2 separate regions of the Homo sapiens genome follow, and region 1 is linked to region 2. A link is a loop called in an ENCODE intact Hi-C map of the cell type or tissue named here. Cell type or tissue: gastrocnemius medialis. All regions are shown on one strand. Links, peaks and the distances in the headings refer to the core of each region. The heading gives the core; the rest is flanking DNA.

Region 1 (15,184 bases), core at 2,571-10,570, 62 kb after region 2:
ATAATGAGAGCTCTCACAAGAAATTTTCCCAAACTGGAGCTCACTAAGGAGTCACACGAGGGCAGCCAGCAGCACCAGGGCAGCCAGCAGCACCAGGACAGCCCCCTGCTCACACAAGAACACTCGCCTGGCACATTGTCACACAAGCCCCATACAAAATGACAAGGACCTAACCCTAGCTCCAAGATTGCAAGTCACACCCAGCAACCGCTCACATTTGCCCGTTGGCACGCACCAGCTCTTGCAAGTCACTGCCAGCCCCAGTGAACTTTCTTTCAAAACGACATGGGGCAACTCCTCTTTCCCCTATCAACTCTAACTTTTCCTTTGTTCTCTGTACCCACCAGAGGTCACCCTGGTCTGTATGGATGTCCCAGATTGTAATCCTACTTCTTGTATATTATTCCAAATTAAACCTTCTTATTTAGAGATTCAGCTCTCTTTTTTTTTATGTTGACATAACCTGTTGTCAGAAGTGGGGTTTGAAGCTGACTCACCTTGGAGAGATCAACGCCCCTGGAAGGATTGCATGGGGTGCCCACTCTGGGGCTCCTTGAGTGTCCCTGCCCCTGGCTTCCAGGGGTTGCTTCCTCCCCCGGTACCATGACTCTTTCTTGAGTTGAGCTCTCATTTTTGTTTCAGTTGAGTTCTTTGGTTTTATTTGGGTTTTGTTTGTGAGGGGTCTTTTCCCCTCCTGCTGCTGAGGTCTCCTATTAAGAGGGGTGATATGGTTTGGCTGTGTCCCCACCCAAATCTCATCTTGAATTCCCACGTGTTGTGGGAGGGACCTGGTGAGAGGCAATTGAATCATGGGAACAAGTCTTTCCCATGCTGTTCTGTTGATAGTGAATAAGTCTCATGAGATCTGATGGTTTTAAAAAGAGGAGTTCCCCTGCACAAACTCTCTTTCTTTCTTTTTTTTTGCCTTCTGCCATGTATGTAGATGCGATTTGCTCCTCCTTCCCTTCTGCCATGATTGTGAGGCCTCCCCAGCCATGTGGAACTGTGAGTCCAATTAAACCTCTTTCGTTTGTAAATCGCCCAGTCTAAGGTATGTCTTTTTCAGCAGCATAAAAATGGACTGATACAAGGGCCTTTTCTTCTCCTGATTTATGAGGGACTTTCCCTCCTGTTAAAGAAGGCTTTGTCGTCCTTCCCAGTGAGCACATACCTTATTCTTTGGTTTCATTTTGCACGCCTGATATTTTGCTTTTATGTGCTTGGCCTTAGTGCTGACTTGCCTCGATACATTGGTTTAAAGTATGGGCTCTTAAAGTTCAAAGGCAGGCTAAGATAGTTCCCTTCTTCTGGGACTCTAGCTGGTGACACGTTCAAACATTATGGAGGTCATTCAAACGGTTTGTTTTTCTTAGAACTATACGAAAAGACTCTGACTTAAAATCAGATAGTCCAGATAGGATGGGCATCTCAGTGGGTAACTCAAAGCTTCAAGCTGCACCCAGGACTCAAGGACTGCCTTCCTGCAAAACACTGTCTCAAAGCCAGCTGGGCTGTCTCCCCTTGGGAGCCTTGCCCACCTTCCCACGCCTCCTCCTCAAGCTAAAATCTATTTTCCAAAACTCCTCAGCTATTCTGGCATACTGACTATATAAGTAACAACACTTGAAAAACAGCAGGTACAAAAAAGAATCATTTGACCTTCATGCTGTTTCTTAAAAGCAAAAGATGCAATTCCCATGTAAAAGACAAACTCCCTGAACTAGAAGGAAAAACAACACTCTTATCTTCAAGGACCAGGAATTAAAGCGAAGGAAATACCGCACAGACCTTGTTAGAGTAAGTTTTATCTTTTAAGCCTCCTCACATAATTTGGTTCAGAGCCTTCATAAGATTAGCTATCGGGGCAAATGAAAAACCTCCGAGTTTAGCCTTGTTCCATTTTGTCAGACATATATTTAGAATTCAATTCTCTTTTTATAAACTAATGACTTTATATTACTATGTTTTATTCATGACAAAATTTCTTAAATTAAAACTGTAAGATCTTTGTCTATATGTTTATATAATTTTAAAAATGTTTATATGCTAATATGATATTTTTCTACCAAAATGTGTAAAATAACTCAATTGGCTTAAAGAAAAAAACAAGCACTTACATAAAATAATTGATCACAAATATAGTAATTATCCTAAATTCCTTTTAGGTCATCTGACTTAATTATCTTTGATAAATAGGCTGACTTTAAATTGGTTGACAAAATGAAAATGAAGATACCTTCAGAATTGTTAGTACACATTATTGTTTTTGTTGGCGGGGGGGGGGTCCTGGGTTTCTTGGCCAAAGGTTATATTTGTCTCTGTTAAATGATTTAAAATCATAAAAGTACGTGTTTGACCTAAGAACAAAAGTACAGAAAAGAGTGCAATGCCATGTCCATTGTTTCCTGTATATTAAAGACAATACTTTAACTTTTAGGGTTTTTCTTTGACAGGAAAATAATTTGAAATAATAACTAGCTCTGTCTAACATCTCAGTTTGCATAAGTAATCTAGGTACAATTGTTAAAAATAAAGTGAATATAAATGGAATAAATGTTTATAGTTAAACTTTTCATGGAATTTGAAATCTTAGATATGTTACGTTGAATTAAATAATAGAGACTCATAAAATAACTGAGTCGTTTCTTTTTTTCTTTTTTTTTAAGTTCCTGGATACGTGTGCAGGCTGTGCAGATTTGTTACATAGGTAAACATGTGCCATGGTGGTTTGCTGCATCTATCAACCTGTCACCTAGGTATTAAGCCCAGCATGCATTAGCTATTTATCCTGATGCTCTCCCTCCCGCCGTACCTCCTCCACCCTTCAGGCCCCAGTGTGTGTTGTTCCCCTCCCTGTGTCCATGTGTTCTATAGCTGGGTCATTTCTAAATAAAATACTGAAACATGAATTGTTAAACAGAGATTCAAGTTTACTTACTTTTGGTTTCCTAAATTGTATAAAAAGACAAAAGACATTTGGGTCTATTAGTAAATAAATGTGTCTTCCTCCACATTCAGAAGTTGTTCTATAAAAATGTTTTTATAGATTTTATATATATATATATATATATATATATATATATATATATATTTTTTTTTTTTTTTTTTTTTTTTAGACAGAGTCTCGCTCTTGTCACCCAGGCTGGAGTGCAGTGGCGCAACCTCAGTTCACTGCAACCTCTGCCTTTCGGGTTCAAGCGATTCTCCGGCCTCAGTCTGCCTAGAGGCTGGGATTATGGGCACCCACCACCACACCCAGCTAATTTTTGTATTTTTAGTAGAGATGGGGTTTCACCACATTGGCCAGGCTGGTCTCGAACTCCTGATCTCAGGTGATCCGCCTGCCTTGGCCTCCCAAAGTGCTGGGATTATAGGTGTGAGCCACCGCGCCCAGCCGAGATTATAAAACATATAGTCATGAGCTGTTAATATATCCACAGGATATAATAGTTCAAAGTTACTTTCTGGGTTTTTACTAAAACTTAAGGTTACTAAAAATTAAAACTTCAAATTAATATATGTAATAGATGTATATTCTGTATGCAAAATATACACAAAATAATTTTTGTATGGGAAAGAATGTTGTGTGGTCTCAGCGACAAAGGGAATAAAGATAATTTTTGTCCTAAGGTAAAATAACTGAATGTTTCAATATATAAAAAGGGGGAAACATAGGACCAAGACTGGGGGCTTAGGAGAATGCTGAAAGGGTTGAGCAGCTCATGCAGAGTTTGTGAAGAATGGGCCTGGCACAGGGAGCTGGAGTTTCATGTGTGACCAGGCTGGCTGGGATCAGAAGGGAATCGTTTACAAGGTTTTCTGAGAATTGAGCACTGATGTCAGGGCACACTGATAAAGGCCTGGAGTCTGTCCTGTATGTTTGGAGCAGGGTTTTCTTAAGATGTTGATTTGCTCTTATGAAAAAACAAAACAAAGCATCGTAAAGGGTTTTGATTTCAATTTTGAAATTGGTTTCTTTAAATTTCCAGCCATCTTCTGAACTACAGCTTTTTCCTGTTTTACAGTTTCTATCTAATTTCAAGTTGGAAGTGCTGTCTTCTTCATTTAAAATGATGATTTTATTTCTCAGTGTAGAGTCTTCCTCTTAAAGTGTTTCTGATTCAGGATCTCAAGGGTCTGGCTTCTTACCCATGTCACTACATGCAATCTGTGGGTCATGCATCATTGCCTTCCACTCCTCTTCCTTCTCTCCTTAAAAAGGCACATCTTTTTGCTTAACTAAAGCGGTGACTTTCTCCCTCAAATTTTTCTTCTTTTGCTATAGCTTTTACCACTCCAGATCTGACTGCTGTTGCGGTTTGATGCTGAGAGTGCTTCGCTAAGGCCTAAGAGAACAATGTTTTCTTTTATAGAACTTGATTCTGTACTCTTAGATTTTCTCGTGGTGCCTAAATTGCTGTATGTAACCGGGCAGTCTCACATTCTTTTAGTTTTTCTGGAAGCCATGCATTCCCCTGCTCAGGTATTGGTTCTCTTGATTATATGATTCTTCTATAATATTGGTGTACACGAACAACCTTAGATGCCTACTATTCCATTACCTGATTGAATTCAAGTACTTTTTTCATCAGGTTTGACTTCCAGGTTATCCAAACAGGCTTCCAATAAAAAGAAGCAGTCATATTGTAGGAGATGTGTTTTGTTTTGTTTCTACCTTTTAGATAAACAGCCTAAGAAACAGAGATAGTGTGTTGTAAGGCAGTTTCGTGTGCTTTGTGCCATCTTTATTAGGTTTTTGATTACTTGGGAAAATGAAGTCATCTCTAATTCAGGTCTAAGATTTTTTCCTCTCAACTATGTAACTTTTTGCATTTGCTTTTGACATCTTTTAAATATCATTCTGGGTAAATAAGTGACTATTATTTCTCAATGACAAGTGATTCTATTTTAATTAAATATTTTAAGCCTTTTAACATCTTTGACAAATTTCTCAAAATCAGATTATAATTAAAGTCTTTTTAACCTAAAATTGACTTTGGGATTTTTCAGTTGGTTTCCTTAAAAGCCTCAAAGGATGTATTTCTCGTTAGGCTTATTTGATATTTTAGATTATGTAAAAAGCACTGCCAAATAATAAAGTGATACTAGATCTTTTAAAACTTATATTTAAGTGGATATGTTATTGATGTGAATATTTAAACATTATATGACATTTATAAAAGTCTAATAGTTCTGATGTGATGCTGTCAATTATGATTCTGGTTGTTATCTTAAAATGCAATAGAAATAACTGAATTTCCTTGTCGATTGCTGAACTTTATCCAATTTTAATTATTATCATTGTAAGTTATTGTCATCTACAGGTAGATTTTTCTCTAAAGGCATCTGCAATCAGGTTAATAAAAAAAGACTCTACTGAGTGCTCTTAAATACAGGCTTCTAATAACTTTTAAGATCAGTGGACTATAAAACTTTTAAAAACTCAAATGAAAAACTGATGGATTCATGAAACTTCTAATCAAGATTAAGCAGAACAAAATTATGTGAGATTGAATAACTGATAAAAATTATGATTTTTTTGATATTTGTTTGAAATGTTGTTGGTTCTTTATTTGAAACATTGTTGATTCTTAAATGTTTTGCTTTCCAGACTAAATACAACTTTCTGTTTTAAGTTACCCATAGTTCACAGCAATTTGGTGAAGTCTAGCATTATAAATGAAGGTGAAAACATTTTTTTTTCTTCCAACTTGATCCTTCAAAATTCAAAAACTATTTGTGAATTTTTAATTTATGATGATATAGCTATTTGCATAAGTTCATACAAATCTGTTTTCTTTATAACAAGATGCATCTAGAAATGTCAATTGTATTACCAAGATTTTAGTAACATGTCATGTTTAAAATTGCATATAGGCATTATAGATAAAATCCAAAGTTTGCCTTGAGGCTCTCTAGCCTCAAAAAAGAAAAAAAGTTCAAGCCAAGATTAAATCACTATTCTTGCTACACTTTTGTAAATAATCAGGCCAAATCTGATGAAACTAAATTTATTTTACAAGCAAATTATTCTTACTCCAATTATCTTTGGCAAATATATCAGAATGACTATAATATCACCTGCCATTGGACTGCAGCTCTGTGAATTGTTTTTGAGTTCTTGTTATCTACCTGTAGGCTGTACTAGATCCTGAATTCGAGTTCTCCTCAATATCTGGTTACAACCCTCCCACTAAGAAAAAGAACAAGAACTGTTGTCTTCCTGAGGCCCTATAGGCTGAAACTGAATGCACTTCAAGGGACAAATCTTGTGCCTGATGTTTGGACCGTACAGAGAGTTCACCAAACTGCCCAGTGCCATAATCAGAGACATTTGCACAACAATTTGCCAACTTCACGCTGTAGACAGCTTTTCCCAAGACATCAGAGCAAGCCTCCATATTATAATGAGACTCCTACACTCTTACCTTTGTTGCTTGTCAGGATTATGCCGAAGGTAAAATTTCACAGTTAGTAACTGCTATGGGTAACTTGACAGAACTTGACCTAAAAATTCCTTTAGTCCATCTAGTGGGTAACTTTAACAACATCCTTAACACAGCTCTTTGTTCAAATTGTGCTAGTGGTCCCTTTTGTAGAGTTGGCACTCTGCTTTAATTCAGCCAAGTCATGGAATGCTACTCAAAGGCTACAACAGGCCTTGCCCAGTTCCCCCCTGGCCTTTTGATTAGTTTAGTTGTTGCCCATAGGCTTGAGCTTGGGCTCTTGGTCCAAAGCCATTGAATATACTGGATTTTTTTTTTTTTTGAGACAGATTTCCACTCTTTTTTTTTTTTTTTTTGAGATGGAGTCTCACTCTGTCGCCCAGGCAGGAGTGCAGTGGCGCGATCTCAGCTCACTGCAAGCTCCGCCTCCCAGGTTTACACCATTCTCCTGCCTCAGCCTCCCAAGTAGCTGGGACTACAGGCACCCACCACGCCCGCTAATTTTTTTTGTATTTTTAGCAGAGATGGGGTTTCACTGTGTTAGCCAGGATGGTCTCGATCTCCTGACCTCGTGATCTGCCCGCCTCGGCCTCCCAAAGTGCTGGCATTACAGGTGTGAGCCACCGTGCCCAGCCAGATTTTCACTCTTGTCACCCAGGCTGGAGTGCAGTGGCGCGATCTCAGTTCACTGCAACCTCTGCCTTTCGGGTTCAAGCGATTCTCTGGCCTCAGTCTGCCTAGAGGCTGGGATTATGGGCACCCACCACCACACCCAGCTAATTTTTGTATTTTTAGTAGAGATGGGGTTTCACCACATTGGCCAGGCTGGTCTCGAACTCCTGATCTCAGGTGATCCGCCTGCCTTGGCCTCCCAAAGTGCTGGGATTATAGGTGTGAGCCACTGCACCTGGCCATAAACTCAATTTTTTATGCTCCTGCATAATAAATAATAATTATGCTGGAACATAATTGAGTTACGCATAATTCAATTTACTCTGAATTATTTCCTTTAAACATTGTACCTGTTGTCTGTCCAATCTCTGCAGGAATGACACTCCAAAAATAGTAATGCTGGCCCAGCACTTCAAATGATAACTAACACTTACGGAACTGACAACATGAAACTTAACAGTGGACTCCAGGTAGACTTAGCCTGACAGCCGCATTCTCCAGACCTCCTTGGTTGCTCAAATGTGGCTAAGAGGATTTTGACACTAACTCCTCTTTGCCAATCACTTCCCCTGACATAGGACCAGACCAGCAACCAAGGACAGGTCTGTCCTGGCACAGCAGGACAATCAAAACCTAACCACAGAATAGTTGATCTGCAATACTTTCAGAGAAAGATCTTCATCAAAACGGGGAAATGTAAAAGTTGTAAGACTCAAAATGGAATCACTTGTGTCAAACCCTGGCAAATGGAGCTGGGGAGGGTAAGAACGGGGGTGATATGGTTTGGATTTGTGTCCCCACTAAATCTCATGTTGGATTGTAATCCCTGGTTTTGGAGGTAGGGCCTGATGGGAGGTGATTGGATCATGGGGACAGTTTCTCATGGTTTAACACCATCCTTCTTGAGATGTTGTCATTGAGCTAGTGAGTTCTTGTGAGATCTGGTTGTTTAAACGTGTGTAGCACCTCCCCCAACTCTCTCTTGATCCTGCTCCAGCCGTGTAAGATGTTCCTGCTTCCTCTGTCCCTTCCACCATGATTGTAAGCTTCCTGAGGCCTCCCCAGAAACAGAAGCCACTATGCTTCCTGTACAGCCTGCAGAAATGTGAGCCAAAGAGGTTTAATTAAACCTCTTTTCTTTGTAAGTCACCCAGTCTCAGGTATTCCTTTATAGCAGTGTGAGGACAGACTAATACAGGAGGGGCTCTCATGCACTATTTGCCTGATAATAGGAACTATCACAAGAACTTTTTCCAAACCACAGCTTACTAGATAAGTCACACAGCACAGCTAGCTGCTTACTCATAAACAGTTGCCCAATACACTGTCTCACAAACCCAGTGCAAAACTACAGGTGCCTAACTCTAATTCCAAGATTAGAAGTTGTATCTAGCAGCTACTGACATTTGCCAGTGAACACTCACCAGCTGTTGTAAAATGCTGCCAGTGCCATTGAACTTTCTTTTAAAATAACTTGCATAAGGTCAGGAGATCGAGACTATCCTGGCTAACACGGTGAAACCCCACCTCTACTAAACAAAAAATTAGCCGGGCGTGGTGGCGGGTTCCTGTAGTCCCAGCTACTCCGGAGGCTGAGGCAGGAGAATGGCGTGAACCCGGGAGGCGGAGCTTGCAGTGAGCCGCGATCGCGCCACTGCACTCCAGCCTGGGCGACAGAGCGAGACTCCGTCTCAAAAAAAAAAAACAAAAAAACAAAAAAACTTGCATAACCTCCTGTTTCTCCAGGACACCCTAACCTTTCCCTGTATTCTTTGAACATGCTGGAGGCCATTCTGCTCTGCATGTATGCCCCAGAGTGCAATCCTACTTCTTGCATATTATTCCAAATAAAACCTTTAATCCAGAGATTCATCTCTTTCTCTATTTTTTTTTTTAAATGTTGAAACATGGCAGGTAAGGCCCAGCAAAATTCAGGGCAGGGCAAGGGGGTCCGGGAGCTGGGATGGGGTGGAGGAGGTCACCATCACAGACAGAGTAGCTGGGAATGGGCCCCACGGTGAAGGCAAGTGTCAATCCAAGGCTTTCAGGCAAAGGCCAGCTAGCAAGTATTGAGGAAGGAGCACCTCAGGCAGGAGAAGGCAAAATCCCCGAGGCAGAGAGCAATGGCTGGTACACTCCAAGGACCGGGGAGGAGCAGGAGAGGGGTCCCAGTAGAAACGGAGAACGGGAAGCCTGTACTTGGGGGTCACCCGGAGGCTGTGGCTTTGCAGTTAGTGAAGGGGGACACTCAAGGGTGTTCTAGAGAGGCCTGGCATGACCGCCCTGGGTTGGAACGGGCCACTTTGTCTCCAGAGCTGAGAGTATTCTGTGGGTGTTAGGGATGGTCAGTGATTTCTAGACCAGACCAAAGTGGCTCTTCACAGGCCTTTCTGGTTCTCACAGGGAGAACAGGCATTCCAGGGCAGAGCAGGGCCACGAAGGCCAGCCAGGTCCAGGCAGCAATCCAACCAGGGAGGTGGTGGAGAAGGCGGTGCCCAGCCTTGGGTCCTGGTCCAGGATCAAAGGCCGAGACTGAGTGGGTGTCGGCTGTGTGTATGGGAGCGACGAGGACTCCAGCATGGGTGGAGAGTGGGTTGTGGTGACCTTCACAGAGGAAGGCAAAATGAGCGCACACATGTTCAGGTGGATGGCGAGTCCCTTGGGGACCGTTGAGCCTGAGGTGCTGGGGGCGGACACAAGGACCAGATGCTGTGATGGGAGACGTGGCTGAACATGATTTGGGAGTGTTGCCATGTACATGTCTCAGAGTGAAGCCCCAGCAATCAGCCTGGACTCCTCATGCCGCTCACCACCCCCGAGGAGCACGCTGTCACCAGGTGCTGCCACAAGTCTCAGTATCTCCCCTCCCCCACACCCATGGCCATTGCTGCCCAGATGTATGGCTGGCCTCTCTCTACTGGATGTCTGTAATGAATGGCCTCCCTGTCTTGGGCCTTTCTGCTTTGGGCACTGGGGACAATCAAAGATGGCCATTCCTGTGCTATGGCCTCTCGTTGCTCTAGAAATGCAGCTCAGCCTTCCCTGTGCTTGTCTGGCTTAACGTGCCCATCGCTGGCTGTGCACCCCTCTGTTCCTCCAACCATTCCTGCCATTTCTTGCCTCTGTCACCTTTGCTGAAGCTGCTCTGCTGCCTGGGATACTCCCTGACCTGGCCATGGCAACCCAAAGGTCAGAAGCTGCTCCCCAACCGCACTTGCTTCTACAGGAGCCGAGGCCCCCGAGCTGCTCCCCGGCTCACAGAGCTCATGCGAATCTGCCCTTGTCTGTGCGTCTCTTTCCTTCACTGGGACTTCTCTCTCCCAGGAGCTGCAACTTCTACCAGGGAACATGGGGGCTTCGTTTATTTTGTCCCCAGAGTTCATCAGGTGCTGGGGCACCTCGAACAGAGGTCACTGACCCCCAAGGTAGCTCTCTCTACCCTTCCGGGGTTGGGGGGCATGCTCTCCCCTTATTCTTTAGGCCTGGGGTGCTCACAGGTCAGGTGCTTCTAGACTCAGGTGACCGTACTGTCCCCTGGGGACCCTACGCCCCCAGCCACCCTTGTCAAAGTTTCTTCGTTAAACCCCCGGAATCATTCTCACCTTCAGAGCCCCACTCCCTGTGGCCCTGGCTGGATGACAGTCCGATGTGATAAGCATGGGAACAGCCCGGCCCTGGGATTTTCAATGTCCTGTGAGTGTCGAGGCCCCAAGGTCACCTGCAGGGACCTTGGGTCAGGCTGCTCTCACATTGCTATAAGAAATACTGGAGACTGGATAATTTATAAGAAAAGAGGTTTAATTGGCTCACGATTCTGCAGGCTGTACAGGAAGCATAGTGCTGGCATCTGCCTCTGGGGAGGCCTCAGGAAGCTTCCGATCATGGCAGAAGGGGAAGCTTGCACGTTACATGACAGAGTGGGAGCAAGGGAGAGTTGGTGCCACCCTTCCCAACAGCTGGCTCTCTTGAGAACTCACTCACTGTCATCAGGACGGCACCAAGCCACCAGGGATCTGCCCGCCATGACCCAAACCCCTCCCACCAGGCCCCTCCTTCAACACTGGAGGTTACAATTCAATATGAGAGTTGGAGGGGGCATCCAAACTACATCAGACCTGCAGCTCAGGTAGCTCACCTCGAGGCTCAGGTGTGTTGGTTTCCTGTCACTACCATCACAAAACACCACAAACATAGTGGCTGAAAGCACACACACTTGTTGTCTTACCATGTAGGAAGTCAGAAATCCCAAAGTCAAGCTGTCAGCAGGGCCGGCTCCGTGTGGGGGCTCCAGGGGAGAATCTGGTTCTTCTAAAGGCTACTGTGTACCATGACTCCTGGCTTCTTCCTCACATCACTCCAACTCCTGCCTTCTGTCGTGACGTCTCCTCTGACTCTGACCCTCTTTCTCTGCTCTGATAGGACCCTTGGGCTGACACTGGGCCCACCTGGACAATGCAGGGCAACCCCTGCAAAGCCTTCACTTCATCACCCCTGCAAAGTCCGCTTTGCCACTGGAGGTGACATAGGCACAGGTCCTGGGGAAGACGTCTGCTAGGATGTCCTCAGAGGCCATGAGTCTGCCAGTCGCACCGGGCCAGGCCTATGTTTTTCTCACCCCTGCTGGTCTCACCTGTGGCAGGTCTTGGGCCTTTTATGGTCTGCTGGCCTGGGCTGGGCTGGGCTGTGCAGATGCGTCCTCACCACTGAGAATTCTGCTCTTTGGTCACCGGAGAAGGGCACCTGGCCTGAAAACTCCTGTCTGATGAAAGGGGTGCGTGACCTGTGGTCCCCAGGCTGGCCCCGAGTCAGTGCTAAGGGACTTTCAGGAGACCTAACTGGGTTAACTTGCACGTCCTTCGAGGCCCACGTGCTGCAGGGTGCACACACGGGGCCGCCGCAGAGGCGGCTGATGAGCTCAGAACAACCCGCCTCCTTTCTTCTCTTGCCCCCTCCTCTCACCCATGCCAGCCCCGGGGTAGAGTCAGGTGATCCCCCATCCCTCCCGCTCTATGGTCCGCCTGACATTGCGGCAGCCCCTTAAATATCTTAGATGGCCCCCTTCAACTCACACAGTCTCTTGGAGCCTCCTGACCACAGATTTCCTTTTCATTTCTGCTTTCTCACTGCTCCCTTTACCTTTGATTCCTTTTAAGTAAAAATGTACAGGAAATATAAAGTGTTTTTCCCTACTAAAATGGGGAAAAAAAAGAATCCACAGAAATAGAATTCGAGGAAGCTCAAGTGGGCAATTTGGGCCATTCTGTGTGAATTCTGTCACTTGCCGGCCCACGCAGCCCTGCTTCCTCCCAAGGAATCTTTGTTCCAAGGGCCCCTCCCTGGCAGGCCTCAGTGGAATCAGTGCAGCCTCAGACCAGGCGACCCCAAGCAGGACGGGAACCTTTTATGGATGTGTCCCGCACTTCCACCCCATGTTCAGAATGATGGGGGAAGCAAAAGGGAGCTTTAGAAAGAAAGAAGAAAATGAGAGGGAAAGTAAATTATAGGGCACACTCTGGACTGATATTTTTGCTCAGGTCTTGCTCATGTGGCAGGCTTGTGTTCTGTTTGTGGTTGGGAAATGACAGTCTTCTGTTGGTGGCTTGGGATGGGAAGGCACATGTCTTCCCGCAGGCAGGTCTTGCCAGCAGGTCTGCCTGGGCATGAACCCTCTGCACCCAAGGGCAGCACCAGAAGCTTTCACCCCTGCCCTGGATTCCTGCGAAGGGCTGTCTCTAGGACCATCCATTCCAACAGAAATTGCTGGCCCCGGCTATCCCGGAGAGACAATCTGATCCAACGCAGCAGTCTGATTATTTCACACATGACTCTGTGTTTCATTTAGTCCTGGCCTGATGAGCTTTGGAGAGAAAGGTAATGAACCTGGCCCAGAACCTCCCATGCAGTTGCACATGCGGTCCAGAGGCTGCTGGCCATGGGAAAGGGGCAATGTCTGGCCTCTGTTGCCCTCTTCTCTTGGTCCCTATTTCTAATTTCTCTCTTGTTAAAATGTTCCCTGTTTCTGTTTAACCCTGCACCAAGTCTTACAGAATCCATTCTGCACAAGACAGCTCTACCAGGGCTATGCACTGGGCTGAACTCTGGCAGGCGGCTGGGAACAAGCAGGTGCTATTTAGCGTTGATGCAGGCCCCATATGTGTGTTGAAGGGGGCAATGAGGGAAGTTTGTTTTTCAGAAAGCAGCAATGTTTCTCGTGGTTATTGGTGATGAAATTATAATGACTGGCCCCTTCCTTTCCTAGAAAGATTGATCTTTTTTTCTGTTCTTTCTCCTCATGCTTGAATTGCCCCTGAAGACGTCTGTTCCCAGCCAGGAGGGGCACAGGCAACGAGGGCTGATGAGTCAGGACTGCAGGGAACATCTGCAGAACCAAATGGCAGGACTGGGGTGGTCAGCTGGTGACTCAGCAAACATTTAACTGCAGGTTTTCATTACTTAAAGCAGAGTCAATAGAGGAAAATCCAATTAAAGCAAAAAGGTACACTTTGGCAGCTGGTGATTCACTCTCCTGAAGGAGCCAGCTTGGGGTTTCCTAATGAAATGAGCTGTTCTGATGATGTCCTTTGTGGACCCTAAGACCAAAGAGAACCACAAGTGCCTTGCCTCCTCTTTTCTCCCTAGACAACGTCTCCACTGGAGAAGCAGAAGGACCAAGACCATGTGTCCCTCCTGTCACTGGCCTTGGCCTCGGGTGCACTGACCTGCTCAATTGGGCCAGGCCCTGCCCCCACCCAGCACAGGAAAGATGGAGCTGAGTGGGCTCTGGTGTGGCAGTGCCATGATCGTGGAGCAGTGTGAGTGGTGGGGCTCTGCAGCTCACAGAGGAGGGAGGGGCTTCCTCTGAAGCCAGCTGCAGGTGGACCAGGGATGCAGGTGTTCGTGCCGATTTCCATGTTGACAATGATGCTGGAGTGGGTTGAGAAGTTGCCCTCAAAAAGATATGTCCACGTCCTAAACCCTGAAACCTTTTCTCCTATTTGGGAAATGGGTTTTTGTAGGTGTAATTTAATAAAAGATCTTGAGATGAGATCATCCTGGTCTATCTGGGGGGGCCCTGAATTCAATTCAGCTGCCATTGAATCCCATGACAAGTGCCCTTATAAGAGGAAGGCAGAGGGAGATTTGACACAGACAGAAGAGGCTAGGAGAGGAGAAGGCCACGTGAAGATGGAGGTAGAGACTAGAGTGAGGCAGCCACAAGCCAGGGAGCGCCCGGGGCCACCAGACACTGGAGGAGGCAAGGGAGGGTCTTCACCTAGAGCTTTTGGAGGGAGCATGGCCCAGCCAACACTGTGATCTTGGACTTCTGGCCTCTGGAACTGAGAAAGAATAAATTTCTGTTGTTTTCATTGACCCAGTTTGTGACCATCTGTTATGATAGCCCAGGACATAAATAAAATGCCCAAGGGCACACTGGTAACCACGTCTAAATAGCTGGACAAGGACAAGCCCTCTGAACTCTACCAGAGCCACCTTTTCATTGCTGAGCTTAATGTCTCAGGGTAGGGGCAGACCAGGGCAAAAATGTGAGCTTTGCCAGGTACATTAGTGGCTGCATAATAAATTACTATGAATTTAGCAATTGAAAAAAACGTCTATTCATTATCAACCTGGGTGGAGTTGGAGACCATTATTCTGAGTGAAGTAACTCAGGAATGGAAAGCCAAATATTCTATGTTCTCACTTTTAAGTGGAAGCTAAGCTGTAAGGACCTAAAGGCATAAGAATGACATAATGGACTCTGGGGACTTGGGGGAAAGTGTGGGGGAGGGGGTGAGGGATAAAAGACTACACATTGGGTACAGTGTACACTGCTCGGGTGATGGGTGCACCAAAATCTCAGAAATCACCACTAAAGAACTTATCCTTGTAACCAAGCGCCACCTGCTCCCCAAAAACCATTGAAATAATAATAATATTCAAACAAAAAACCACCCAATTGTTTTAAAAAACCCATCTATTTATTATCTCCCAATTTGCATAGGTTGAGAGTCCAGGCACATGGCCTAGCTTGGTCCCTTATGCAAGGCCTCACAAATTTGCAGTCG
Region 2 (15,184 bases), core at 4,273-12,272:
TCCAAGGCGAGGACTTGCCTGACCCGCTTAGGCAGCGCCAGCCTCCCAGGTGCAGGTGGCTTCGCCCTCCCCTAGCTGGAGTTAGGGTGTGTCCATGCTCTGAGTCCTGGACTCCAGGAGGTACTCACCGTGTCAGCAGAAGGACGCATGAATCTATTTGAGGTCACGTACCAAAGAGCTGCAGCGCCTGGCTCCTTAATGCAGAGGCATTAGGAAGCGAGTTGTCTACTTGCGATGAATGATGAAGGACTCCACTTTACAGAGGAAGAGAGAAAACCTTGCCGCAAATCAGTCACCTTCGGACTCCAACCTAATTGACCAAAGTTAGGTTATTGATGAGGTTATTGATGGGCTGGACACCAGTGAGCTGAGAACGAGCAGTAGTTAATCCCCAGTGTCCACAAAGAGCCTGATGGCCACTGTCCCTCCATGTCCCCTCCCGGCCCAGGAGTCAGCCAGGCACCTGGGCACCGTTCACTGGGTTTTCCTGCAGGGCTGTGTGGGGGTGAGCACAGGGTGGCCCCTCTCCTTCCCGAACCCTTAATTTCTTATTGTTATATGTGTCCTTCTCACAGGGGAAGCTGAACCCAGGATGAGCTTATTCAAAAATATGTTTTTCTATTCCCCTCAAAAGGAATTGGCAGTAAACGTGTTTCTCTTTTTTACTCTCTGGAATTTTATCTGTATCTTGAAATTCCTGCCAAAACCCACAATCTAAGGCGATGCATTATTTAAAAATCAACTGAATTTCAACTAGAAATGGAATGTGAACATTATAAAGCAGAAGCTACTCTTCAGCTCTTTTCCTGGTTCCCCAGAGAAACCAGGCAAGGAGATGATGTGGGGGTTGGTCAGAATCTGGGGGAGACAAAGGGTGGGCTTCCTGGGGCCTGTGCTTCTTGGGGCCAGTTAGCTGGGTGACCTCAGGAGACACCCGACGGTGTCTCAATTCTCTCACTGCTGAAAGAGGCGGGTGGGACCTATGGATTGTCCGTATCCCTTCCAGCTTGGATCTGTCATTCCACGGCTAGGTGCTGAGAGCCTACAGGTCCCACTTGGCAGCCTTCCGAGTTACCTGCTTGGGGAAGGTTTCATGATGCATGGTTTGCATCCTGTCCCCTGAGTAAAGGGTCTTCTCGTGAATCCCTCAGATCTTCTCGTACCCTTCTCCAACTGTCAACATACAGATCAATGTGAAAAAAGACACTGATTTATTTCTGTTTTACTTATTTATTTTTTGGAAATGGGGCTTTGAGCTGTGGCCCAGGTTGGAATGCAGTGGCACCATCATAGCTCACTGTAACCTCAAACTTCTGGCCTCAAGGGATCCCCCACCTCAGCCTCGAAAAACTCTGGGATTACAAGCATGAACCAGTGCACCAGGCCCTGATTTGTCTCTGAATCATGAAGTTTTGCCAGTTGTCTTGCAGATAGAATGCTTTAGCATGTGTTTGTGTTGTAATCTGAAGCTAATGATTGTAACCTCTTTGGGACACCCTGGTACCCTCCAATGGAAAGGACAACTCCAATGTAAGGAGTGCCCTCCCCTCCCTGCTCCTAAACTTTCTCATAGAACTATTCTGACCCTGGAACAATCCTCACATTTGGCTTCCAGTAAACCTTTCTCAAATTATTTCTGCCTCAATAGCCTTAATTTTGGCTGACAGTATTTAGCAGTTTAACTGCAATAGAGTTAAATTTTATACATTGTGTGTGTGAGAGGGGGAAGTGTGGGGATTTCAAGTCAGCAGACTTGCAGTCTTGGAGTGAGGAAGGCTTTTAAAATTTTGAACCCAAACCCAGATACATTAAAAAAACAATAAAATCAACCACACAAAAATCTTCTGAATGAAAAAAGACCCATAAAATAGTCATGACAAAAAAAAAAAAAAAACACCAAACAAACAAACAAAAGGAAAGGCATCCCAAATCAAGGGACTAATTTATTCTTTAATAAACAAAGAGTGCCTCCAAATCAAACAGAAAAAGATCAACAGAGAAAGAGGTAAAAATATCTATCTATCTATATATATATATATACACTAATGGCCAATAAACATGTTGATATATGCCCCATTTCATTAGAGGGTGCAAAGTTGAACCATGAGCTTTCTCCCATAGCTGTATTGACCAGGTACCTTCATATATTGCAGATGAGGGTATGCATTGATTAAACCTACTGGCTGGTAATAATTATCAAATTAAAAACACTCATACCTTTTGACTTAGGAATTGTACTTCCAGGAATTTATCCAACATATCTTTTGGTAAGTGTTCGAGGCAGATGTGCAAAGTTAATCACACAGCATCGCAAGAGTGAAAGATGGGAAACCACCTGCTAATAGGGAACTGATTGAATAAATTACCATGTATCCACAAAAGGGAATGGCATCGCACACTTGCTGAAAGCGTCAGGCAGCTCTGTATTTGCTGATGCATGTTTCTAATATATCTTGGTGAATGCAGAAAAGCAAGGCGCGGATGGGCAGAATCTCTGGCGTCTGTCTACTTTACATGGATCTCTCTGGAAAGACATGCAGGGAGCCTGATCCAGGGCTCATCTCTCGAGAGGAGACTGAGTGCCTCATGGATGGCAATTAGAGGGAAACACATTGTATACCTTTAAATTTTGTTCCACATCTGTGTATTACTTGTTAAAAATAAATAGGGCACTTAAAAAGAGTAAAGTTAACTCCTATGGGAGAACATTTGTGTGGTCAGAATGAAAGTGTGGTGGCTTTTGCACTGGAATTGGAGTGGATCTTCTCCACGTCAGCCTCTGATGAAGGAGTGGCTTGTAGTGAGGAAACCCGTCCTCAAACTCTGGCTGGGAACTGAGACTGCCCGTGCACAGCAGCGGAGGCTGCCCATTCCATGCTCACCATGGAGCTCTGCTCATGAGTCCCAGGGTAGAGGGAATTGCCTGCTCTGTGGAACTGGTTCCCATGTCTTTTAGAGGGATGTTGAATGTACATGGCAAATTCATGTCCTGTGTGTCTACAATGCCATCTGGGTCTCACCAAGCTCGCCTGAGGAACCAACCTTCTGGCCACCTGGGCCTGGCTTGCAGCAGAGCTGCTCATATGGTTTGGCTGTGTCCCCACCCAAATCTCATCTTGAACTGTCGTTCCCATAATTCCCAAGAGTTGTGGGAGGGACCCAGTGGGAGATAATTGAATCATGGGGTGGTTTCCCTCATACTCTTCTCATGGTAATGAATAAATCTCATGAGACCTGATGGTTTTATAGGGGGGAAACCCGTTTTGCTTGATTCTCATTCTCTTCTCTTGTCTGCCACCATGTGAGATGTGCCTTTCACCTTCTGCCATGATTGTGAGGCCTCCCCAGCCACATGGAACTGTGAGTCCATTAAACCTCTTTCTTTTGTAAATTGCCCAGTTTCAGGTACATCTTTATCAGCAGCATGAAAATGGACTAATACAGCTGCCTAAATTTATCCACACGCCTCAGGGCTCCTCTGAGTTCCCTGCAAAGCCCCGGCAGGAGGTGTCATCCACAAAAAGTGGAGGTGGCGCCTGCCCAGTGAGACTGTAGACTGGTAACACACTGTCCTGAAGAGAAAAATGTGGATGGAGGCCACTGGAGAGACATTAGAACCTGCGCATTCCAAAGGCATGGCCCCCGCTTCAGCCCACTTAGGTGATTCCCTCAATCCTCCTGTCCATGGTCGCTGCCTGCCCTTGCACAAGATCTCTGCTTGTGCCATGTGCCGGTACTTTCAGGAGACTTTCCTTCGTACGGTGGGAGGTAAATTTGTGTTTGGCTGGAATTTGCATTTCTCTGAAGAATGAACACGTTCCAACATTCCAAAAGCTTCCAAGACACGCAGGAACTACCAAGAGGATTGATTTCTTTGGAAGTGAGTGCAGTGGTTTATGAGGTGTGCTTGCAAATATTTGGAATGCTCCCTTTGGTCACCCCCACCTCCCCACCGTGGCATCTGTGGTGACATGGAGGTGACTCGGAGGCAGTGTAACTTCGGGACCTTTCTTTCTCCAGCCCTTCCACACCTCTGCACCTTCAGGACCATTGCTGTGGGGAGCCACGGGTGGCAGAGAGCTCTCAGATGATCCTCCCGACAGTCACAGAAGCTCTTTCACCAGGCAACAAGGACGGATGAGGGCACAGACACCACAGGCATTGTGCAACGCATTTCTAGAAACTGCTTTGGAAAGCAGGCAGCATTTTCCCAAAGGAACAATGGAAGTAATGGATGGTATAAAGTGATTGGGGATCTCCTGTCATACCGAGGATGTGGCAGCAAATAAGTCATGGCTAAAACCAAAGAGATGTCATGGACAGAAAAATATAACAACTATAAATTTCTGTAATCACAGAAGAATGTCATTATCTGCCAACACACAGAATTTTAGGGCTCAATTAGCCCTCCCTGTTCATTTTAGAGGATGGATGGGGAAGGGCATTCACCCTGAGTCACAAAGCTGGGACTGCAGGGCATCAGCCCGCACTTGGGTCACCTTCCACAGCTCATGGTACCCAGCTCCCCAGTGAAGGGTGGGGCGCAGCAGATCTGGGGGCTCTTGTGTCACTCCCCTGTACACCCCACCTGTGCACAGAGACATCGTTCCTGAGGACTGCAAATCCCAACTTCTCTGAAATCAATACCCTGCTATAACACATGAGAGACGTTCAATGGATATTTTTCTTGATTTGATATGGATAGTTTTTGAGGTGAAGGGAGTTGGGGGATTATTTGAATAATCCTTGTCACTTCAAACTGAACCAGGGTAAAGAGGAACTAGTGGCTCTAGTCACGTGGGGTTTGTAGTCATGTGGACAGCAGCATTTTCAAATAGAATACATGATGTGGGCCTGACGGCCAGTCCTGCATCCGCCGCTACTTGGGAGAGTCACATGGACTCCCGCTCAGGCCTCCGTTTCCCAGCCATACATGGGGTTGGACAGGGAGCGAGAAGAGGTGAAACCATCTCTTGAGCTCTAAACCTGTGGTCTCTTACTTTGTTTGGGAGTCTTGGAAGGCAGAGTTCTCCTTTATTTCCATGCATATTCAGAGGGCCCATGGGGCAGGGGCTGAGAGCTCACTGTGTGTGTCTTGCTGCCTGGGGATGATTCAGACACCATTGCCCTGTGCCTCTTCAGATGCCAGTCAGTGTCGCCTGCCTGGGCAGCCCAAAATGGCAGGGAGAATGATGCACACTCTAGTTGGAAGGTTAATTTTTCCTTTTCTATTTTTTGAGACAGGATCTCACTCTGTTGCCCAGGCTGGAGTGCCATGGTGCAGTCACAGCTCACTGCAGCCTTGACTTCCTCAGTGCAAGCAATCCTCCCCACTCAGCCTCCCAAGTAGCTGGGATTACAGGTGCGCACCACCACGCTGGAAGTTTAATTCTGTATTTTGTGATCATCAGTTTCATGGGTCAACTTGGCTAAGTTCTCGTATCCACTTATTTAATCAAACACTAATTCAGGAGTTGCCTTGAAGGTATTTTGTAGCTGCAGTTAACATCTGCAATCAATTGGTTTTAAGTCAGGAAGGCTACCCTCAAAAATGTGGGTGGGTCTCATCTCGTCAATGGAAGACCTTATGAACAAAACAGGTTTCCCAGAGAAAGAAGAAATTCTGCCTCAAGGTGGCAGCAACAGCTCCTGCCTGAGTTTCCAGCCTGCATTCTGGATGGCCTGCCCTATGGATTTGAACTTGCCAGCCCTGATAATCTAGTAAACCAATGCCTTTAAACAAACCTCCCTGTCCCTGTTTCTCTGTCTGTCTCTCTCTCGCCACATGTCTTAAGGGTTCTGTCCTGTGTTTCTCCACTGCAACCCTGGATCACAGAGTGTTCTCAAACTGATGAGCATTCAATATCCACTTGTAATTTAAGGCACATCCTGTTTATTTCTTTTCTTTTCTTTCTTTTTTTTCTTTGTGTAGCATTTGGCATCGTTTAGGCGGAGAGAGATATAGGAAGGGCAAATGTTTTTTCTTTTCTTGTTGCCATGAATCAGAAGAAACTTTGCTCAAGGAGGAAGTGATTGTAGAGAAAAAGAAACATTGCAGGGCATGCTGGCCCTTGAAGGTTGCCGGGGTGGAAAGGATGGAGTGACTGGGTGAGGCTTTGGGAAGAAACTTTGCTCTTGAATGTCAGGTGGCTAAGATCTGTGAGAAACCAGGACTTTCTTGGAACACTGTTGGGCTCTTTGACTAATGGTTTTGAGGGACAACATGGCTTTGCTTCTAGGAATTTTGCAAAAGACTCTCCCCCACAGCTGGGTCTTACAGGTCCCCTATCCACCTGCTTTGCTGTTGAGAGAGGGCTGAGGTGAGGCCGGAGCCCAGGTCCCCTGCACTCTCCCTGAGATGACTGCCTGGCTTCCCCTCACATCGGGTCCTCCCTGGAGACACTCCTGTGGGATGCCTCCTTTCCCGTCCAAATTAGGGTTACCTGAGAGGACATGCCACCATGGCTACTCCCCAGAATAGCGCTGACTCCTCTGGGTTTTACAGATATGGAAATGGCACTGTCACTGGACTTGAAACGTGAAACATGCCCCCAGTCAGTCTGGTGGTGTCGCTCAGGACACCAAAGCTGGTGGCAGCCTTCCCAGAGGGCAGGGTTCCAGCTGGCTGCTGCCTCAGTCCTGTTCCAACAAGCTGTTTCCTTGCTTTTTTCCTTTCTTTTTCTTTTTTTTTCTTTGAGACGGAGTCTCGCTCTGTCACCCAGGCTGGAGTGCAGTGGCGCGATCTCGGCTCACTGCCAGCCCCGCCTCCCAGGTTCATGCCATTCTTCTGCCTCAGCCTCCCAAGTAGCTGGGACTACAGGCACCCGCCACCACGCCCGGCTATTTTGTATTTTTAGTAGAGACGGGGTTTCACCGTGTTAGCCAGGATGGTCTCGATCTCCTGACCTCATGATCCACCCGCCTCGGCCTCCCAAAGTGCTGAGATTACAGGCGTGAGCCACTGTGACCAGCCTCTTTTCTTTTTCTTTTTTTTGAGATGGAATCTTGCTCTGTCACCCAGGCTGGAGTACAGTGGTGCAATCTCGGCTCACTGCAACCTTTGCCTCCCAGGTTCAAGCAATTCTCCTGCCTCAGCCTCCCGAGTAGCTGGGATTACAGGCGCCTGCCACCATGCCCGGCTAATATTTTGTATTTTTAGTAGAGACAGGGTTTCCCCATGCTGGCCAGGCTGATCTTGAACTCCTGACCTCATGATCTGCCTGCCTTGGCCTCCCAAAGTGCTGGGATTACAGGCATGAGCCACCACGCTCAGCCTACTTTTTTAAGACACGATGTTGGTATTAGGGGACAAGACATATATTAGTCTATAGATAAATCATAATGCCAGACTTTTACTGAATAATTTTTTTTAAACATGGCTTGGTTTGCAGTGTATGCAGAACATGGTAAACACAAGCATGCTATCACGGGGCCTGAGTATAATTTTAAAATATAGTGAAGTGTGGCCAACAATTCGTTGAAGATTCATTTCACTCAGCAATGAGGGGAGCAGCAGGATGGTGGAGCTGGTTTAATGGGCATTTGATTTATGCAGTCCGTCAGAAAAGAGACGCTGGGATATCTTGGCCACGGACATGCAAAATTGGGCCATCGCCTACCGAGAGTAAGAGTGTGGCCTCTGGGGTCATCTTTTCTCCTGGACAAATGTATTTGCACTTTATCAAGTTAACAGCTGTCATCACAGAGTGTGGGCTCTGATCAAGTCAAAAGCATTCCTTGAGCACAAAAGACACCCTTGGCAGGTGTGCCGAACAACATTCAGCATTTTCCAGCTTGGAGTCATTCTCAGCAGGTCCCTCCCTGACTTCTCAGCTCATAGCCCTTGATGCCTCGGGACAGGAGAGGGGAGAGAGTCACTTGCTGTCTGTAATTTACTCAGTCTGCCATACAAGGGCAGCACCCAACCACATGATGTGGCAAGAGCGTGGGTCCAGCCCGGCTGTGTGTCCTCAGCTTCCCCATCTGGAATGAGGAGGAAAGGGAAGCACATGATGTTGCTATGTGGATCTGATTCATGAGACATATGTGACCGTGGGACCCTTAAGCAGTGGTCAGGACACCTGTCTCCAGCTGCAGTGGCTTTTGGAGAGCACAGATGTGGTGCACATTTCCTGCCAGCTTCTTGAGCTGGCTCTCCCTTGCAGCCCCTCCTTTGGCGGCCCATGGTGCGTGTGAGCCCTGAGCACTGCGGCAGCTCCCTGACCCTCCGCTCACCCTTTGACATCTTGGGGATAGTGGCCCTGCTGCCAGGAGCTATTCTTTCATCATCCCTGGCCTGTGGGTGAACAGTGGCTCTTAACGTACCTACGAGGAAACCAGGGGAGCGCCGGGAGGAGTAACTGTGAGTGAAGCGCAGAGAAGGCTGGGCCAGAGACGCCGACAAGAGGAGTCTGGATGTGGCAAACGTTCAGCTGGGGAAGCCAGGGGTTGCCAAATTTAGCAAATACAAATACAGGGTCCCCAGTTCCGTGTGACTGACAGATCGGCAGTGCAAATATAGCTCTAAAGCACAATATGTCCCATGCAATATTCTGGGTACACTTTTGCTAAAAAAGTATTCATTATTTGAAATCCAAATGTAATGCCCAGCCTGTATCTTATCTGACATCCCCACCTGCAGAACAAGTAAGCGCAGAAAGGGGAGCAGAGCCACGGAGCAGGGAGGAAAGAAAGGTACAGAAGCACTTAGAGAGGATTCCCCAGGGTGGGGACGTGGGGCACAGGGTCAAAGGATAGTGTGACCTTCAGAGGAGCAGCAAGGAGGGCAGGACAGAGCAGTGCTTGCCAGGGCCGCCCCCGGCATGTGCAAGGCTGGAGGAGAGCAGTCCAGAGTGCAGAGTTATGGAAATAAATGAAGACCAACCACAAGAGAGGAGCTCAGGCTACTGAAGCAGAGCTCGCTGTTGATAGGGCTCAGCCACCACCACCTGTGTTTTAGCAGACACGCCAGGGATCCTGTGGACTCACATCTCGCTCTGCATCGCACGTGCCACACGAGGCACTGTGGGGCCTGCTGGGGACACCAGCAGAGAAGCCCACCAGCCAGGGTGGAGACACGTGCAGCTATCTCAGGCATTCAGATTCCATAGACCCACACGGTTCTCAAAGGCAATCGTGGGGACCAAAATGTGATTGCCAAGAAGGATCGTGAAACACAGTTTTTCTGGATCATCAAGATCTTCAAGAGAGAAGGGGCCGTTCAATACCAAGAGAATAAGAAGTACTTAACTTGGAAATGCAGGGCAGACCTTCCCCCAAAAAGGACAGTGTGCAGCCCTCCTCCTCAAGTATCTCGGTCTTTATTTATCTGGTCCGCATCGAAGGTGGTGGTTCTCCATCGGGGGCGATTTTGCCCCCTGGGATAGGGTATGTCTGGAGACATTTTGGTTGCTACAACTTGTGGGGGGAGGGTACTCTTGGTATCAGGGGGGCAAAGGCCAGGGATACCTCTAAATGTCCTCCAGTGCGCAGGGTGCACCTGTGGCAGCAGTGCCCAGGGTGAGGAACCTGCTCGGAGGTCAGGAATTGGGAACCCCGGCTCCTTTCATGCCCGTCTCGAAACGTGACACCCTTAACCAGCCATCCAAGCTGCTTCTCCAAGGCCTTTGGAGCCCTTGCGAGCAGAGGCGGTGTGCGGCAAACTAGGGTTGCGATGAGCATCGCTAAATAAAAAGACTCTGGGACGGCCACCTGCCCTGAGCCAGGGACCCTGCCCACACTTACTCAACTGAGTCTGGCAGACCGTGGTGGGGCACAGGAGTGACCGGTGAGTGCGGCGACCCAGGACCTCAGCCACCGACGTCAGCTTAGGCCCAGGGATCCCCTGATTTAGTGGCTCTCAGTCAGACTTCCACCAGAGAAGCCGACCATGAGTAGGAATTTGCCGCAGGGACTGAGCCTACGCCATGGAGAGGCTGGTGATAAAGCCCACAGGGAGGCGGTCAGGAAGGGAACCCCCTAAACACGCGGTGAGACTCCGCCAGGATGAGCTGGGGCCCCGCAAGCCAGGACCTCCTGAGGATGGACTGGGACCCGCATCCGTCCTCACTGCCCCTGACCTCGGTGAGAGGGTGTCCTGCAGAGGCTGCGCCTTCATCCCGGGGCTCACACAGCCTGCCGAGGGTGTGGGAGAGCCGAAGGCCCTGGGGAGGGGCGCCGAGGATGGAGCAGATGCAGATCCGGCTGCTGTTTCACGCAGCAGACCCTCCAGGCAGACAAGCTGCAAAGAGGTTGACTCCCTCCCCTAAAACTCTCAGGAGAGCATATCCCTTGCTGTCCGCTCCACGAGGACCACACGAGACAGAATTTTGGGCAGTGTAGTTCAGCCCAGCCAGCTTGCTCGCCGCAGAGCCATCACCCCAGGCTTCTCCTGTGCGGGATCGCCCTGCACACAATGGGGGCTGATGGAGGCCGAGACCTGTTTCCCTGTGAGACCAGGAAGCCGGCGCTGTGTATAACCCAGTCGTGAAGCCTGGAACTGCCAACTTGGGGTCTTGGCATCCTCCTGCAAGGCTCAGGTCTTCCCCGCTGATCTGAGCACTGCATTTTCAATATTGCAATTCAATGGTCCAAATCCCAAAAAGCTTTGTGTTTTCTTTAAAAAGTCTCCTGTGATAATCTCTTGAGCTCAGGAGTTCGAGACCAGCATAAGCAACATAGGGAGACTCTGCCTCTGTCTCTAAAAAAAAAAAAAAAAAAGAAAAAGAAAAAGAAAAAGATTAAAAAGGTACAAAAATAAAAGAATAAAAGTTCTCCCATGGAATATGCCATAACCTCCCTTAATGACAGACTACTTCCTTTTTTTCTCCCTCCCTCTCCTCTCTCCCTTCTCTGCCTTCCGCTTCTCTGCCTTTTTCCTCCCTCCCTCCCTTTCTTCCTCCTTCCCGTCTTTCCCCTTCTTTCCTCCCTCTCTCCTTCCTTCCTTCCTTCCTTCCTTCCTTCTCTCCTCCCTCCCTTCCTCCTTCCCTCCTTCCCACCCTCCTTCCCTCCTCCCTCTTTCCCTTCCTCCCTCCCTCCTTCCCTCCTCCCTCTTTCCCTTCCTCCCTCCCTCCTTCCCTCCTCCCTCTTTCCCTTCCTCCCTCCCTCCTTCCCTCCCTTCTCTCCTCCCTCTTTCCCTTCCTCCCTCCCTCCTTCCCTCCTCCCTCTTTCCCTTCCTCCCTCCCTCCTTCTCTCCTCCCTCTTTCCCTTCCTCCCTCCCTCCTTCCCTCCTCCCTCTTTCCCTTCCTCCCTCCCTCCTTCCCTCCTCCCTCTTTCCCTTCCTCCCTCCCTCCTTCCCTCCTCCCTCTTTCCCTTCCTCCCTCCCTCCTTCTCTCCTTCCTCCCTTCCTCCCTCCCTCCTTCTCTCCTCCCTCTTTCCCTTCCTCCCTCCCTCCTTCTCTCCTTCCTCCCTTCCTCCCTCCCTCCTTCTCTCCTCCCTCTTTCCCTTCCTCCCTCCCTCCTTCCCTCCTCCCTCTTTCCCTTCCTCCCTCCCTCCTTCTCTCCTCCCTCTTTCCCTTCCTCCCTCCCTCCTTCCCTCCTCCCTCTTTCCCTTCCTCCCTCCCTCCTTCCCTCCTCCCTCTTTCCCTTCCTCCCTCCCTCCTTCTCTCCTTCCTCCCTTCCTCCCTCCCTCCTTCCCACCCTCCTTCCCTCTTCCCTCTTTCCCTTCCTCCCTCCCTCCTTCTCTCCTCCCTCCTTCCCTCCTCCCTCCCTCCTTCCCTCCTCCCTCTCTTCCTTTCCTCCACCACTCACCCTTGTGAGCCTAGGACTGTGATGTGTGCTCAGGACAGCTGGTGAGAAAACAGGCAGGACCTGCCTGGGCCTGTGAAGATGTCACTCAGCAGGGGTCTTCAGTGCATCCCTAACGTGGCTTATCCCCTGTTTCCAGAAGAGAAACCCACTTGTCCTCCATTGGGTGTGCTGTGGAGAAGCAGCGTGGCCCTGTACAGTTCCCCTCCCCCAGCCTGTGCTGTTAGCCTTGGCTAAGGACTTTCTTCTTGACTCTGTCCAATGTGTTCTTTGGAAATGTGGATCCCCAAACAGGAAACGTTTTCCACAAGGGCTTGACCGGACTTGGTACGGGGAGAAAATGAGTGCTTGTGTTGATTCATTTCTGCTCTGTAAATAGCCATTGGTTTTTCAGGCCCTCTCTGGGCTGCACACTGTACCCAGTGCTGGGGGTTCAGGCCTGTGGACCCTGAGGCTGCTCCCCACTCGTGCTGTGTCTAAGGGAGGCACACGCCACAACAGATAATCTCCATGTCGTCAGCCAACAGGCTGTGGCAGGGCTCGCAGCCCGACATGGGGTTTTGCAGAAGTCTGCTTTCTAGACTTATACGTGTGCCAGGTAGTAATGTGCAGAGTTTGAAAAGTTGAGTATTGCTAAGGGTTTCATACAACAGTTCTCTGCTCCACTTTGAACTCTTAGCTTTTTTTTTTTAAATATACCTTTAAAATTTTAATTGATATGTGTATTAGTCAGGATTCTCTAGAGGGACAGAACTAATAGGATATATTATATATTATATATAATAGGATATATATGTGTATATATAATAGGATATATATGTGTATATATAATAGGATATATATGTGTATATATAATAGGATATATATGTGTATATATAATAGGATATATATGTGTGTGTATATATATATCAGCAGGGGTCTTCAGTGCATTTGTAACATGGCTATCCCCTGTTTCCTTTATATATATATATATACACCCACACACATATAAAGGGGAGTTTATTAAGTATTAACCCACATGATCACAAGGTCCCACAACAGGCCCTCTGCAAGTTGAGGAGCAAGGAGAGCCATTCTGAGTCCCAAAACTGAAGAACTTGGAGTCCAATGTTCGAGGGCAGGAAGCATCTGGCATGAGAGAAAGATGTAGGCTGGGAGGCTAGGCCCGTGTAGTCTTTTCATATTTTACTGCCTGCTTTATGTTCTAGCCATACTGGCAGCTGATTAGATGGTGTCCACCCAGATTAAGGGTAGGTCGACCTTTCCCAGCCCACTGAGTCAAATGTTAATCTCCTTTGGCAACACCCTCACAGACACGCCCAGGATCAATACTTTGCATCCTTCAGTCCAATCAAGTTGACACTGTATTAACCATCAGAATATGTCATTCTTTTGTCTCTTGATTTATTAATTTAATTTAGTTAAGTTTCTTTTATGGAAAATATCAATCATACAAAAGTGGGGAGAATGGCACAATGACCCTTCCTCATGCAGCTGTCACCCAGCTCCAACAAGTGACAACCTTTGTCTAATCTAGTTATATCTATGCAGACTGGTCCCCTGATGCACACACACACACACACACGAGACACTATCATTTCATTCATAAATTTTCAGGATGTGTTTTCTCTTAACACAAATGTGATGTGATTTTTCTCACCTAAAGGCAGAGTTGAATTCTGCTGTGCTCCAGTTTAAAAACAAGCTCAGGATCTTAGCAGCTTGAAGGACACATTGTGTTGCTACTGTATTATCCCCTCCCTCTCCCGTCTTTCCCCTTCCCGTCTTTCCCCTTCTTCCCGTCTGATTTCCAGGGGACTATCAGCTCCAGGAGGCAGGGCCCCTGTTGAGCTTGTGCACAACTGTCTGTGTCTTAGCACCCTGCACTTGGGAGTACTCGATGCGCACTCATAGAATGCATCTGGATGTCCTGAAACAAGCCATTTCCTCCCCATTTGCATTTCTTTCCAAAATGCATTTCCACGCCCTGCAGGGCTCTACTTCTTGCTCTAATAAACTGAATCCCCTTCAACAAAGTCAACTGGTATTTTAATTTTCATCTTGTGAGAAGTGGTTTCCCAAATGATTATCCAATCTAGTGGTTCTCCACCCTGGCTGGCCATTAGAATCACCCGAGTGGCTTTGAGAAAACCCTGGGCCCACCTTAGAGAACCTAAGATGACAGGTCTAGGTGGGTGGGTCCCTGGGTGGTCTTGATGGGCAGCCATGGTGGAGAAACTATAACCCAGCCCATTCTCAAAGCACTGACAGTATCCAGAGGGCAGACAGGCTGGTTAGTGGAAATAACTGCTCTGAATGCCTGAAATCATTTGCTTGACCCAGTTTTCTTTCTTTCAAGCCCAGGCAACAGCTGGGGCCGGACTATTAAGCCAATGAGCTCAGCCTAATTGGAAACCACCAGGGACCTCATTGTCCAGTGAGATGGAGCAGCTCGTGCTGGCCCTTCCAAATGCGCGTGTCTTACAAGTGATGCTTCCCAGGTGTTACACAGAGGCAGGGCCCTTCGGAAAAGTCAAGACTCATCTTTATTCCTTCAACACCCCAGACTAAAACCTTTTTTCCCCCGAGGCTCCACAAACTAAGTGGAGAACCTCAGTGTGCACCTGTTATCACCTGGGTGCTTTCGGGTAAATGAGATGCAGTGAAACATCTTATGGGCATGGGAAGGTGTGATGGGCAGAGTTCTAAGATGGCCTTCAGGATTCCTGTTCCCTGGTGGGTATGCCCTGGGTAATCCCCTTCCCTGGGTGGCAGGCAGCCCCTCAGAATGTGATGGGACATCATGCCCATGAGAAGGCTGCCAATCAGTTGACTTTGAGTTATCAAAAGCAAGATTACCCTGGTAAGCCTGACCTGATCAGGTGAATCCTTAAAAGGGACAATCCCTTCCTGGAGCAAGAGATGGCACATCTGAGGGACCCTTGCCAGATGCCATATGGCAGGGGCCTGTGGGTAGCCTTTAGAAGCTGAGAGTGGTCCCTGGCTGGTAGCTAGAAAGACAACAGAGACCTCAGTCCTGCTAAATTCCCTATAACCCCAAAAAGATGGGGGGTGGATCTTTCCCCAGGGAAGCCTCCAGACAAGAACAGTTTACTGAAACCTTCATTTCAGCCTGGTGAGCCCCTGAGTCCCAGGCTCCACAGACAACATGAGATGATAAATTTGTGGGATTTTTTGTTTGTTTTAGTTTTATTATTGTAGTTATATATATATATACACACACACACACACACACACACACACACACACACACACACACACATATATATATTATAAAACATTTGTCAGTTTAATCTTTTTTTTTTTTTTTTTTTGAGACCGAGTCTCACTCTGTCCCATAGGCTGGAATGCAGTGGCGCAATCTCGACTCACTGCAACCTCCACCTCCCAGGTTCACGTGATTCTCCTGCCTCAGCCTC

Evidence for each region. Peaks named below come from ENCODE experiments on the same cell type or tissue, not always from the same donor. Only the 100,000 strongest peaks of a DNase experiment are listed, where the experiment ranks them.
Region 1: a loop joins it to region 2, with 12 times the contacts of the local background. A loop is called at or near these places in 2 of 110 quality-filtered maps.

What each region holds. Positions count from the first base shown.
Region 1 is chr5:6,503,604-6,518,787 of GRCh38, reverse strand. No RefSeq gene overlaps it. Among named protein-coding and RNA genes, the nearest start is that of UBE2QL1, 62 kb to the right of the region's middle. RefSeq lists an enhancer at 11,696-11,905. In gastrocnemius medialis, for the core only: no CTCF peak of the experiment used is centred there; no DNase peak of the experiment used is centred there; H3K27ac peaks cover 1,818 bases.
Region 2 is chr5:6,567,546-6,582,729 of GRCh38, reverse strand. It overlaps LINC01018 (long intergenic non-protein coding RNA 1018), which reads right to left and starts at 594. Exons shown (of 5, transcript NR_024423.2): 1 at 464-594; 2 at 129-310. In gastrocnemius medialis, for the core only: CTCF peaks have their summits at 5,637 (motif pointing right) and 7,890; DNase peaks (open chromatin) are centred at 5,679, 6,569 and 7,899; H3K27ac peaks cover 2,514 bases.